Regions from separate parts of the Homo sapiens genome. Here region 1 is linked to region 2. The links are chromatin contacts, found by Hi-C or POLR2A ChIA-PET in ENCODE. All regions are on one chromosome and are shown on one strand. The core of a region is the stretch at or near the end of the contact, and the rest is flanking DNA. Distances in the headings are between cores, read along the strand shown.

Region 1 (4,283 bases), core at 1,340-3,839, 34 kb before region 2:
TACTGAAGTATTTATGAGTGAAATTAAACGACTTGTGGGATTTGTTTTAAAATACTATAGCCAAAAAAGTGGAGGTGAGCGGTGAGTAGATAATAAAGTGAGAAATAAATGAAGCATGATTGGCAAAATGCTAACTGTGGGAGATAGACAACAAGTACATAGAGATCATTATACTCTCCTATCTACTTTTATGCACATTTGAGGTTTTCTATAATAAAATTTTTTTTTTTTTTTTTTGTGACGGAGTCTCGCTCTGTCGCCCAGGCTGGAGTGCAGTGGCGCGATCTCGGCTCACTGCAGGCTCCGCCCCCCGGGGTTTACGCCATTCTCCTGCCTCAGCCTCCCGAATAGCTGGGCCTACAGGCACCCTCCACCTTGCCCGGCTAATTTTTTGTATTTTTAGTAGAGACGGGGTTTCACCGTGTTAGCCAAGATGGTCTCGATCTCCTGACCTCGTGATCCGCCCGCCTCGGCCTCCCAAAGTGCTGGGATTACAGACGTGAGCCACCGCGCCCGGCCAATAAAATATTTTTAATGCACATTTAGACGTGAAATAAGGCTGGATAAAATAAACCTAAATATATCAATAATGATTAACAGAAGATGATGTCTCTGAATTGTGGAATTCATGATAAATTTTGCTTTCATTTTTATACTTTTCTTCAAGTTAATTTTCTACAAATTTTATGTGTTACCTCTATAAGCACAAAAAGCAAGCACTTTAAAGTCAATATCAGCCTCGTATTTGGAGATGTCACCTAAGACCCTCCTACTCACCCAGGCATCCTATTGTCTGGCATTTAACAATGTTACATTATGAGGATTTATATCTTTCTTCTTAGACTCAGTTGGCATTCCTGAAGCAGTGACCCAAAGGAAAACCATCTTCTAAGTTAGGATGTTTCCTAGATGAGAGTTTAACCCAAAGTATAGCTAATATTAGCAGAGAAATGCCCTGCAATGCCTTTGTGGATTAATATAATAGATACCTGAAATACAAATATCAAGAGGACGAGAAAACAACCATCAACAAAAGACCATGCGTGAATCATGTTAAAGAGAGGAGAAGGCAAACAGGCAAATTATGACATGGATAATTATTACTAGTTAGCTAAATTAAAATTAAAAGGAACAATTATGGGACATTTCAGGTAACTCAAAAAAAAAAATTCTCCTGAAGTTACTGAATTTTGTGAAACTGGTCTGTTTTTACATCTAACACAATTATGTTATTAAGTTTCTGAATTTGTTAAAAGGACCAAAATCCTTGACTGGGCGGTGGCTCATGCCTGTAATCCTAGCACTTTGGGAGGCCAAAGTGGGTGGATGACTTGAGGTCAGGAGTTTGAGACCAGCCTGGCCAACATGGTGAAACCCTGTCTCTACCAAAAATACAAAAATTAGCTGGGCATGGTGATGTGTGCCTGTAGTCCCAGCTACTCAGGAGGCTGAGGCAGGAGAATTGCTTGAACCCAGGAGCTGGAGGTTTCAGTGAGCCGAGATCACACCACTGCATGCCACCCAAGGTGACAGAGCAAGACTCCGTCTCAAAAAAATAAATAAGTAAATAATAAAACCAATCATCAAAGAAATTCCAATGAAATATGACAAATTGTATACATATATCAACCTCTTCTCCCCACTCCTCAAATCCCTCTAAATTAACAGTGAAGGGAATAAAAAAGCACAAGCCTGTAAGAACAAAGAGACTATGATGACATCAACAAAATTTTAAAAGCTAGAAAGCAGATGGATGAGTGGTTATTGACCTAGCAGACTAGAAATATCTTGCAACTCACAATGCAGGACCCCAGGAAGGCTCAGAAACTGGAGGTATTTCTGAAAGAGTGGGTGTAGGTGGGGCTGAAAATAGAACAAACTGATCATCTATACAAGAAATTTATCTTCTCTGCAATTCCAAGCATTCACAGAACTGCCCTTCCTGACCTCAGGAAAGAGCTAGGGTTTTTACTCTCAAGAAAGACTAACTAGAAGAATTCTAGTTCAGGATGCACCAGGCATGTCTCAGGGCTGGGATATCACACTAGCATTTAATAATATTACATTATATTAACACCCAGTTAACTTATCATTCATATGAATGTAGAACAAAGAAATATAAGTTCCCTCCAAAAAACGTTTACCACAGAAAGCTACTAGAGGAAAGGTACTACCAAAATGGGGTAATAAACCAAGAAACCTGAAAACTCAAGATTCAGGAAATCAGGGATTTAACATAAGAGAGGGCTCCAGTTGACAGTTGTGCAATAGACCTAGCCTGCTCCTTCTAGGAGCAGAAAGACTGTGGGCTCTCAAATGAGTATTTCCAAGAAGCAAAGAAGAAAGAAAAAAAAATTAAAAAGTGACCTGATGTGTTTTAATATCTTGCAGGAGATTTACACCTCTGTAGGAAATTTTTGGCCAAATTAGCACAGAAGTACATAGAAAGCTAAGCAAAAGTAAGATAATTATTACCTCAGGGGAAAAAAATTCAATGTCTGAGAAAGGAAAGGTGATTCTTATTTACTACATGATTCAGCTGTAATAATGTCTGTATAGTCATGACAATGTAAACACTAAAGACATACAAATTTGCTATCTAGATAAGAAAATGGTGAGAAAAGGAAAGTGCAAAGATGTTTATATTGGTCATGGAAGAGTGGAGAAAAGATAAGCTTTCATCTTCCACAAAGGGAAGTAAAAAGATAATAAATAAAAGTGGAATAACTCGAGAAATAGCAACATAGGCAGGCTATTTAGAAAAAAATGTAAATTCCAGTAGAAATTGCTAAAACATCTATAAGAAGTAGGAATCTGAGGTATAGAAAGGTAGATTAACATAGCGTCTATTTTTGTGTTATAATCCTAGTAAAAATTTGACTTAAGCCATGTATGTGTGTATAGAGATAAAAATAAATAATTATTAAAATTACATTTCAAAATAACATAAACCAAAACCCACAGGCAAATTTACCAGTCCAAAATCTTTGAATCTAGTTCATTTTCTGCCACCTTCCAGGGTAAGATTTTTAACAAATGTGAAGTATATTTCTGGAAGTCAGGGGAAATATTACCATTTGTACTTTTTAGCATTTAGTAGTATATTAAGATTAAGTTGACGATATAGAATCCCTCCAGCTTATCTAATCAGAAAAGTCATTTATATAGAGAAATAGAAACTTACCTAGCAATGTATGGGCTGGAGGAGCAAGATTTAGCCATAGATTCCAGAAACGATCCTCAGATATAACAGAAATCTGGAGAACAGGGAAAATGCAAATGCTCATTCCAAGAACACACCACTCTATCCACAATCCACACCAGCAAAATGGAAGCTCCATGTCTCATCTCTCAACACCTGAGAATTTAGTACAGTTTCCCTTACTGCAGAAAACCAACTGTTCCTTGATCAAGTTTACCCTTAGCAAAAACAGAAGCACAGCTTCCCCAACACTTCTAACTTCCAAATCTTGCACATGAGTACCTCAGTGTATCCTGGCTGTAAGGGAACAAGCCCATCACATACCTTCCTTCCACTATTTCATATTCTTAGCCTTTGTTATGGTGATTTAAATTTTAAATTCTCTTGGGCATGGTGGCTCATGCCTGTAATCCCAACACTTAAGGACACTGAGGCGAGCAGGTCACTTGAGGCCAGGAGTTCGAGACCAACTTGGCTAACATGGCGAAACCCCGTCTCTACTGAAAATACAAAAAAATTAACCAAGCGTAATGGTGCACACCTGTAATCCCAGCTACTCTGGAGGCTGAGGCAGGAAAATTGCTTGAACCCAGGAGGCAGAGGTTGCGGTGAGCCACAACTGGGCCACTGTACTCCAGCCTGGGCAACAGAGCAAGACTCTGTCTCAAAAATAAAAAATAAAAATATTAGTGCTTACTGACAATGTACCTGGTCACACGAGAACTCTCATGGAGATGTACAAGGAGATTAATATTGTTTCCTTCTCTGTTAACACAACATCCATTCCACAGCCCATGGATCAAGAAGTAATTTCATAGAAAGTGATTCTTTTGATGGATGTGAGTAAAGTAAATTGAAAACCTTTTAAAAAGGATTTGCCTTTCTAGATACCATTGAGAACATTTGTGATTCACGGGAGAAAGTCAAAATATCAACATTAACAGGAGTTTGGAAGAAGTTGATTTTAACCCTCATGGATGTCTTTGAGGGGTTTAAGACTTCAGCAGCAGAAGTTACTGCAATGTAGTGAAAATAGAAAGAGGACTAGAATTAGCAGTGGAGCCTAAGGTGGTACTGAGTT
Region 2 (4,190 bases), core at 148-2,647:
ATTAATTCTACTGTTTGGATCTACTTACTTTGTATAGTGAGTTCATCCTTCAGAGAATGGCCACTCCAGATTCTGGTTGGTCATTTACCCATTTTAGATTTTCCTCATCAACAGCTAACACTTCTGTTGGTCTACATGACTTACCTTTTGGGTTAACCTACACCCCAGTCTCTGAGAGGCCTAAGCCTCTGTGACCAAGGCCTTTGTAGGTCTTTACTGTACATATCAGTTTGCCATTAGGCAGAGCAGGATTCTTTAGTGTGAAATGTGCTGCATTTAAAACTCAAAGAGATCTACAAAGCATTGCATTCTTCTTTGTGGTGGGAAATGCAAGATACAATAATTTTCCTTTTACTTTGGAGAAAATGTCCCTGCATTCCCCAGGTTACTGAACCCCTAAAAAATTCACCAATATAGAAATACTCTAAATCTTCTTGGGGTCTTCCCATACTCCAGAGCAGTACTGTTCAGAAACTTTCTCTGATGATAGAAATGTTATACTTCAGCTGTATCCAATATGGTAGCTACTGGCCATAATGCAATCCTGAGTAATTGGAGTATGGCTACATATACTCATCATGATATCGTAGATTTCTTCCTCATGGGGACCCAGACACTCCTTTAGTCAGTAGATTCCAACTCTGACATAGATCCAGAAACAAGACATGATTTGTTATTGGGGTGTCTTCCTTCAGTTTCTTGATCATCTGTCTTTGCAAGCAAGCTGGCAGTAGACTCTGATGTAAAAGCTTTATAAGAAAAAACCTTCTGTATTATCTTCAAGCAAAGGGTGGGGGAAAGTGGTCTTCTAGCCTTTAATAAGGAGGAGTGGCCCACTTTGGCAGGCCCTTGCGGATTCAGGGCAATCTGGATCTTAAGAGGTTTCCATCCAGGTGTCCATCTCAAGCCTCAGCATTTTGCTCCTTCTCACTCAGGGCCCTGATCTTGGTAGAATAGACATGCCAGAGTTTGGAATTCCACTTTTTCTGAAATTTCACTAGCCTTATAATTAAATTTTGTATGTGATCCTCAACAATGCCTCTCCTATAGCCATAAAAAAGGAGAGAGTCCTTATATCCTGCCTAAGAAACACTCTAACTTCCACAGTGACCTTAAGTTGGTAATTTAACGACCCTCAGTCTTTGTCTTTTTCCAATGCACTGATAACACTCACGAAGAATCATCTGATTTCATTGACTTACGATAATTACTACTCCAAAACCCTCTGTGCATTATCTTTCAGTAGTATCCCTTCCCAGTCACCAACAGTGAGTATATTAACTGGACCAATAAAGCATCCTTGAGGCATTCAGTCCTCCACTTACTACAGTGTTGACATCCTCTTTACCAGCTGGCCAATGAATAATCTAGCTCCAAAACCTCAGAGCGTTCCTGGCACTGACTAACTGAGGTCCAGCTCCCTAGAAAACAGACTCAGATGTAGATTGCATGCAGGAAGTTTTTTGGGAAGTACCAACAGGACAAACCTGTGACAGAGTAATGAAACCAGAAGTGAGTGAACAGGAGAAATTGAACGGTGATGTAATTGAAATGAAGACCTCAGCTGCTATCTGAGGGAGCTCTGGAGCTGAAATGACCCTTCAGGGTTGTCCTGAATTGAGGTAAAGAGGCTGATTTTTCTAATTTCCCCTTCCACAGAGGCTGCCCCTAGCCTAGGGAGGAGGTATAAACTTAGGCAAGGCAACTCCCTTTGGCAGAGGACAGTGCCCAGAGAAAGAAGATAATTCCTGGAGAGGAAATTGGCTGTTTGTCTCAGCAACTAACACTCCCAGCTGTCGACAGATGGAATGAGTGTCTCAGACATAAAACTGTGGTGGGGAGGAGGGCTGTGGAGGAGGCATCTGAGCAGTGCACCACAGCAGCCACTACAGGTTTTATCCTTGGTTTTGCCACTAGGAAGTTACAGGAACCTGAACAATCCACTCAGCCTTTTAATGTTTTTGTTTCCTTATTTGGATGCAAGGACAATGAGAGAGCTAAGTTCTTACCGATACACTTTGGATTCTGTTTGTTTTAAGAAGTATTCTAATTTCCTATTTTACTTATAAATTTAGTTTTTGAAAGGATATTTTCTACGGCAAAGGGGATTTTTTCTGATTTTCATAAAAACAGGTGGTTCTACCAATGTACTGCTTCACTTAAACTAACCTCAAAGTCAGGACTTAGTTTCCATGAACTAAGGATTTCTGACAGTCTCTCATCACTCTGCATCTTCACAAGGTATCTGAGTTTTACCATGCCACCTAGCTTCATTACTGTGCTGTAGAATCAATTGCTTTATTTTGTAATCATGAGTCACATCTATTCACTTTAAACACACAGACACACACACACACCAACTTTCAGTGATGAACATAAAAAAGATTTCAGAACACGATCTTAATAATGTCACTGTGATTGGGTACAACTGCTTTTAAATCAGCCTTGGGCTGGCAGGTGTGGTGGTACATGCCTGTAATCCTGGCTACTTGGGAGGCTGATGCAGGAGGATTGCTTGAGCTCAGAAAGGAGTTCAAGACCAGCCTGGGAAACACAGGGAGACCCTGTCTCAAAAACAATGAGAAAAACAAATCCCTGGAGAAAAGGTTTGTATCCCATTCTTAAATGTCTCTAAGGAGCTCTTTAAAAAATGATCAACCTGACTGTTAGGAAGTTCTTTCTGATATCTAACCTAAATCTCTCCTACTGCAATTTCAAACCACTTCCTTTTCCATCCTTAATGAATTAGGAAAGGAGCTGGTAATCACTGTCACCTGCCTGTTATAATCTTTCATATGTTTAACTTTATTAGAATTTATTTACACCTAAATATTCTCTCCCACATGACAATTTATCTCCCTTAGCCATTGTCTGCTTTTTCACTTTGAGCAGTATTTTTTAGTCTTGTAAATACATTCTCTAGCTTCTGTGTTTATCCCAGAAACTATGGAGACCACATTTAATGAGTTTTTAACATACCATGAATGATTTTGGGGTTTTGGCATGTTACAACCTCACATGGTTTACCTTTCAAACTGCATTAAACTATTCCTACATTAAAAATGTATATTAGATTGTTTAACCTCAAGGAAGAAGCGATTTTCCCACAAGACCTATTTATAAAGTATGATAGTATCTTCCCTTATGCGGGAAGCTAATGTAAACTATTAATGACATGTATCAGTTACAAAATGTTCTTAATGCTAACTCTTTCCAAATAATGTTTAAAATAACAGACTCATTTTGTCCACTGGAGTTTGGTTTTGAAAGATAAACATTTTAAGTATTGCTGGTTCAATATCAATACTTGGAAAGTAGCTATTTTTTCTGAGAGCAGGCTTCATGACATCATTTGGCAGATGTGAATTTCTTGACATTGTTCCTTAAATGCGACAATCTTTTACATATAACATCTTTCCTGATGTTTACAAAATTAGAAAGAAAAATGAATGGAGCTGCTTCACAGATTTATCTTTAAGCAAGTAAAGTTAAAAAGTATTACCCACATAAAGAAAAAATAGATAAAGCTCAAATTTTATATTTGGGGACCACATGGAAGAAGTATACAAAAGTATGTCACTTTTAACCTGATACATCAAACATGAAGACGGTTTTAAACATTTGCAGGGATTTCTATATTCTATGTATGAGTAAATTTTATCCTTACATAGAAAGTAAGTATATCATATATACTTGTGTTTCAGGCCACAACCTCCTTCATAAACCTCTGCTTAATAACTTCATCATCTCTGCCTAAAAGTTGGCTACCAACAAATGCCTGTCAATATGGGGATCTCATGCACACTATAACCTAGGTATCCTCTAGTCTGTAGGTATGCTGCCTGTCACCTCTGCTTCTTGAGTTCACATTGCTCTTAACATTCTCCCAATTCTGACTGACAACACTGGGCTGACCTATCTGACACTGCTGCTGCAAGTGTTCCACATTGGCCGCTCTATACACAGACTGAGAAGGGCAGCTGAATGGTTGTGCAAAATCCCATTGCACAAAAATATCTTCCTCATTTCCACCCACTCATACACTTAAACATATGAAGCATGCTTTACCCTCATGGTAGATGCTTTATGTGCATTATTTATGTACAATAAGCTTTTGAATGTAAGTACTGCTGTCACTATTCTACATCTTAGAAAATTAATTTCAGAGAAATTAAATATATTGCTGAAGC

Evidence for each region. Hi-C counts contacts between places; a loop is a spot of excess contacts on that map. ChIA-PET counts read pairs that join two places held with the same protein, here RNA polymerase II (POLR2A).
Region 1: a map with no recorded cell type shows a loop between it and region 2 (1.8-fold over the local background). The contact joins two enhancer-like sites. A Hi-C loop is called at or near these places in 3 of 168 maps with a recorded cell type or tissue (B cell, Caco-2 and PC-3) and 3 of 37 single-sample maps with no recorded cell type. POLR2A ChIA-PET finds 5 or more read pairs at or near these places in 3 of 52 experiments (GM12878, OCI-LY7 and WTC11).

The regions. Positions count from the first base shown.
Region 1 is chr12:89,816,002-89,820,284 of GRCh38, reverse strand. LOC107984543 (a long non-coding RNA gene) reads right to left here. Exons shown (of 7, transcript XR_007063399.1): 7 at 3,185-3,257. Among named protein-coding and RNA genes, the nearest start is that of ATP2B1-AS1, 110 kb to the right of the region's middle. Within about 2 kb of position 2,589, at least 2 of the 41 ENCODE cell types and tissues checked have a DNase peak (open chromatin) inside an H3K27ac peak, as active enhancers do.
Region 2 is chr12:89,781,143-89,785,332 of GRCh38, reverse strand. The region is part of intron 2 of LOC107984543 (a long non-coding RNA gene); the gene reads right to left. Among named protein-coding and RNA genes, the nearest start is that of ATP2B1-AS1, 74 kb to the right of the region's middle. Within about 2 kb of position 1,397, at least 2 of the 41 ENCODE cell types and tissues checked have a DNase peak (open chromatin) inside an H3K27ac peak, as active enhancers do.